Regions from separate parts of the Homo sapiens genome. Here region 2 is linked to region 1. Evidence: chromatin contacts called from ENCODE Hi-C data. All regions are on one chromosome and are shown on one strand. Each heading gives the region's core, a stretch centred on a gene start or an enhancer-like site at or near the end of the contact. The rest is flanking DNA. Distances are from core to core; before and after follow the strand shown.

Region 1 (2,700 bases), core at 41-2,540:
TTTGCACTCCAGCCTGTGCGACAAGATTGAAACTCCGTCTCAAAACAAAACAAAAACTGCCTCAAAGCCGGGCGCTGTGGCTCAAGCCTGTAATCCCAACACTTTGGGAGGCCGAGGCGGGTGGATCGCTCGTACCCGGGAGTTCGAGACCAGCCTGGGCAACACGGTGAAACCTCATCTCTACAAAAACTACAAAAATCAGCCAGGCTTCGTGGCGCGAGCCTGTAGCTCGCTACTTTTGAGGCTGAGGTCGGAGGATCGCTTGATCCCGGGAGGTCGAGGCTGCGGTGAGCCGAGCTCGTGCCCCTGCACTCCAGCCTGGGCGACTGGGCGAGATGCCGTCTCAAAATACCCATAAAAACAAAAACAAAAACAAAATACTGCCTCAAATACAAGCACTAAGAATTAATGAAAGTATTCTTTTGGTACAGTTCTTTTTGTTCATCAACTGAATCACGCTGCAAGCTGTGAAGTAATTAAGGGAACTTCTGCAACTGTGCAGTAAAAGGGTAAACCTGATAGTGTATTTAAGTAGACGTACTTTCTGGTAGTTAATTACTTCTTGACACTAGGGGGCCACTAAATACAAGTCCACTCAGCATTTGATTCGGTGCACCAAAATGCCTCAGAAATTTCTGGAATCAGTCCTGTACCTCCAAAAAACCAGAATGTTATCTTCTTCTTTTCTAACAGCTGCAAAGCCCCAGTAGTTCCATTTTTCTGTACACTAAGTTTTCATTCCTCAGTATCCTTCACAATCATGCACACATTACACAGAGTGACCGGAACAAAGATGAGTCGACTTCGCCGAATGATAGAGAAAAACTTCCATACTGAGCGAACACCGAGGGGAGTCCGGAGGCCCTGTTGTCCTCTTCCGTGGCTGGCTGTGTCCGTCGCAGCCTGAAAGGTCAGCGGTACCCAGCGCTGTGACAGGGTCACAGGCGCGCGATGTCTCACAGCTCGGAGCAGTACTCACCTGGCATTAGGCCGCGTGCCGCAGGCCAGCTCTCACCGCTGGGCTCTTGAAGCAGGAGGCGCGAGCCGCGCCAAAGTCTGCAACGGCCTCAAGTCTCGACGCCAGCCTAGGCAAAAGGCAATGTATCTAAACGAAAAGAAAATAGGCTTTCTCCGCTCTACCGCCTCGGGCAGCCACACCTCCACACTTCCGGCGGTGTACCGGCCAAATGCCGCCTGCCAGCAACTTCCGTCCTCCTAGCTAAAAGCGGAAAACAGAGGCTCGGAACCGCTGCGTGGTTCTTGCTCTTCACTCGGCCGTTTTAAAGGGTGACTCTTTCCTGTCCCGGCCTGCGTGGTGTGGGCTTGTGGGTCTTTGAGACCCGAAAATTGAGAGCGTTTTCGCACTCCAGCGGCTGCTCCTGGCGGCTCTGCGGCCGTCACCATGGTAAGGAGGATGCCTCGGACGCTCGCGACACACAGCGTCTGAGTTAGTGGGACCTGAGGACTCTGGGGCGCTGGGGTAGGGGGTGAGCGGTGGTAGGCGGAAATGAGAACTGCCAAGAGAAAAGGATGGTAGACCCGTGGGGTGGGCTCTGAGGAGTGGAAACAACTTCACATTCGAGACACAGACGGTATTTGCCAGAACACAAGCTTTGGAGCAAGATTTTACTCTGTCCTGTTTTCTTTTTTCTTTTTGATCCACCGCTAAGAGTCCTAAAAATTCCTGATTTCACCACAAGCGTGGTTATCAGCCCCAGAGCCTAATGGGAATATGGTTGTCCCTTGTACAGTCTTAGATGTCAGTCCCGCCCCCTTCATTTTACTGCTGAGGAAACTGAAGGCGTCCTTGCCAAAGACCAGACAGCTAATGAATTGCGAAGCCGGGCTTAACGGCCCAGATCTAACTGCCAGGTCCTTTCTCTTTGTGTTACGTCTCTATAATCTGCGTTTCTTTGCAAAATGGCATTCCATACACCCTTCATGTGATTGCTGCAAAGTTTATGTGATAGCAGTTGGTAGCAGCACACCTTGTTGGTTGTTACTTAACATTGCTCTCTGTGCTGGACTTGGCTTTGTATCATTTTTATTTTTGCAGCCTTAAAATACGAATAGACTCACGCCTGGCCGCGTGTTTAAAACGTGTCTAAAATGCAAAAAGCATCCCATACATTGCTGGTGAAAAGAAAAATAATGCACTTTTGGAAAACGGTCTGGCAGTAAACACACGTCCACATGAAGACTTGCATGCAGTTGTTTATTGCAGATTTATTCGTAATCACCCAAAACTGGGAACAACCCTGATACCTATCATCTGGTCAGCGGGTAAACAGTGGTGTATCCATACAATAGCATACTACTCAACAATAAAAAGGATTGAAGTTCCTATACCTGCAGCAAATTGGGTGAATCCCAAAAGCAAGAAACCAGATTCAAAAGGCTATGTACTACTGTTGATCCCTGTTTCATTCTGGGAAAGGCAAAACTGTAGGGATAGGTATCAAACTGAGGGTTGGGAAAGAGGATTGACTTAAAAGTTACATAGGGAATTTTAGGGGGAAATGGAAATTCTTTGTATTTTGATTGTGGTGGTTACAGAACTGTGTAGTTAGGAAAAACTTAGAACTGTATACCTAAAAAGGACAGGTTTTACTGTGTGTAAATTATGCTTCAATAAAACTGACTTAAATTTTTTAAATGTGAAATGAAGGTGTTATTAAAAAAGCAAATTATGTCAAGGAA
Region 2 (2,700 bases), core at 51-2,550, 1.6 Mb after region 1:
ATATTGTTGCACTTAACAACAGTTTTTTTTCTCTTTACTTATCTGATAGAGACAGGGTCTTGCTATGTTGCCCAGGCTGGTCTCAAACTCCTAGGTTCAAGAAATCCTCCAACCTCAGCCTCCCAAAGTGCTGGGATTACAGGTGTAAGACACCCTGCTCAGCCTGCCATACATTTTAACTTTGGAATGAAATTTAAATTTCCATTTAAACATAGATGTTTCTGAAATTATGGGAATTTACAAAACAAAATAACAAGTCACTCTTGTAAAGAGATGAGAAACTGCTCAATTTTTCTATATCACCCTCTCCACCCTTTGCCTGGGATAAGAGGAGGTAACCCAGCTTTTCCCACACTGAGCAGAGGTGACCTGCCTCTCTCTAATGAACTGCGCTTTATGCCTGTTTTGTTCCTGAGAGAAGAGTTTGGATAGAGGAGGATTAAAGTTTGTTTTAAGAGACCCTTCCTGCAGGGTATAGTGGCTCATGCCTGTAATCCCAGCACTTTGGGAGGCCAAGACAAGAGGATTGCTTAAGCCCAGGAGTTTGAGACCAGCCAGGGCAACGCAGGAGGACACCCCCATCTCTACAAATATTTAAAAAAAAAAAATAGCTGAGCATGGCAGTACACACTTGTAGTCCCAAGTAGCAACTCAGGAGGCTGAGGTAGGAGGATCACTTGAACCTGCGAAGTGGAGGCTGCAGTGAGTTATCATTGTACCAGTGTACTCACCTGGGCAACATAGCAAGACCCTATCTCTACAAAAATAAAAATAAAAATTAGCTGTGTATGGTGGTGTGCACCTGTAGTCCTAGCTACTCAGGAGGCTGAGGTGGGAAGATTGCTTGAGCCCAGGAGTTTGAGGCTGCAGTGAACTATTACTATGCCACTGCACTCCAGCCTGGGCAACCGAGCAAGACCTAATCTCTATAAAAATGAAAAAGACCCTTCCTTCCAACAACGTTAAACCACTAGAGATGTTTCGTACTCCCTACAATTTTTTCTCTCTTTCTGTTCACAATACATTGGGACTTACAGGCAGAGTAAGAGTCAATGGAAGCTATGGTAAGAAAGTCAACAGAGGGCTGGAGGAACAATACCAACAGCTAGGATTCTCTACTCCCAGATTTGCTAACAAGCATTGATTTGCTCCACTGATATACAACACAATCTGAGGGAAGATCATTGAAAATCTAGGATCTTTTGGTCTAAAGTTGGAATCATGGGGAGGCATTTTCTCAACCTTGTTCATGTCTCTTTCCTTTGCAGGGCAACAGGCTTTGGCTTCTTAAATGCGCTATGCAAGGCAGCAGCCGTCCTGGGAAACTTAATATTTGGCTCTCTGGTCAGCATCACCAAATCAATCCCCATCCTGCTGGCTTCTACTGTGCTCGTGTGTGGAGGACTCGTTGGGCTGTGCCTGCCTGACACACGAACCCAGGTTCTGATGTAATGGGAAAAAAAGCCATCCTTCCTGCGTTTCTTCCTCCTGCCCTGGGTCAATTCTCCTTCCTGACTCAAGGCTTCAGAGTTTTCCTATATAGAAAGGTGATCAAGTATCAGAACATAAACACGTGCTGTGACTTAAAATTTAGAAGCATATCATCTTGCCCCTTTGTGATTTTGCACAGGTTGTTTGTTTGTTTTGTTTTGTTTGAATGCATTGTTATCTTTCCAAACTGTGATGCTACTGCCTCCCGCAAATCAGTGGAAGCATTTCTAAAATGCCCTAGGCAGCCAGGCTTCCCTGGGGTTCTGCTCATTGAAAGTTTAGAAGCTAAGAAGACTGGGCTGGTGTAAGAAATAGATCCTGCTCCTAATTTAACATTAACAGGAAATATAAGTCGGCACATTATTGCATTTGTGCTGAGAAGAGGGATTCTTTTTTTTTTTTTTTCTAACAGAGTGATATTTCCTGTTTACTTAGAAAAGGACACCCAGTAATTCTCACTGTTATAGCAGAGCCTTTCAAAGAAAACCATGTGGCACCAAACAGGGCTGGGTGGGGCTCTTTGGGGCAAGACAATTAAGGTGACCGCTGACAAGAAAAATAAAAGCTCTGCAATTAGCAGCAAAAATCTGAGTGTGCTGCATAAGCAAGATTTCTGTCAGAAAGCCCAATTAAACCTCTGAAAAGTGTGAGGAAAAAGAACTGTAACAGTATCTGTGACTGTGGCATGTGGTTCAGAATGTTTGAAAATCAGAGATCCGAGAGAGAGCTTCTGCCTCCATTTACCACTCCCACTCCTTCAGCTGCCCTTGGTCTTGCCAGACAGCAGATTCAGGGAAAGAAAGCTGCTTCTTAAAAACTGTCTGCCTACCTGATTCTGCCACTTACCCACACTGTCTCTAGTCTAGAGATTGCCAGTGGATAGCTAAATTGTAAATTGCAAATTAGGAAGAAATTCACACCCAGAGCCATTTGGAAATACAAAATGGTACCTCTTTCCAGTACCTCTTTGCTGTGGGACTGGCCCGCCAGGACCCCCACCCCACCTGGCCCGCAGTTGACATTCAGCTTCCCAGCTGGCATCAGCAAAGAGGGTTTGTCCCTCTAGCTTCCCCAGGGCTGGCCCACTGCTCAATGCGCTCCTGGCTCCCTGTAAAATCACAGCCCGCCTGCACTCCTGAGGGCCCCTCTCACAGACAGACCATCTCCCTGTGGTTGTTTGACTGCTCATTTTACCTCTGGAATCTGCCT

The links. Hi-C counts contacts between places; a loop is a spot of excess contacts on that map. Pooled maps may share reads with other maps.
Region 2: a loop to region 1 is called in a pooled map, with 2.5 times the contacts of the local background. The contact joins the enhancer-like site here to the promoter of NSA2 in region 1. A Hi-C loop is called at or near these places in 2 of 50 pooled maps.

Annotation. Positions count from the first base shown.
Region 1 is chr5:74,765,959-74,768,658 of GRCh38, forward strand. NSA2 (NSA2 ribosome biogenesis factor) reads left to right here and starts at 1,291. Exons shown (of 6, transcript NM_014886.6): 1 at 1,291-1,405. The coding sequence starts at 1,403. It overlaps GFM2 (GTP dependent ribosome recycling factor mitochondrial 2), which reads right to left and starts at 1,159. Exons shown (of 21, transcript NM_032380.5): 1 at 980-1,159. RefSeq lists an enhancer at 872-1,311.
Region 2 is chr5:76,324,096-76,326,795 of GRCh38, forward strand. SV2C (synaptic vesicle glycoprotein 2C) reads left to right here. Exons shown (of 13, transcript NM_014979.4): 13 at 1,269-2,700. The coding sequence ends at 1,452. Among named protein-coding and RNA genes, the nearest start is that of SV2C-AS2, 14 kb to the left of the region's middle. RefSeq lists an enhancer at 1,337-1,836. Within about 2 kb of position 1,301, at least 5 of the 41 ENCODE cell types and tissues checked have a DNase peak (open chromatin) inside an H3K27ac peak, as active enhancers do.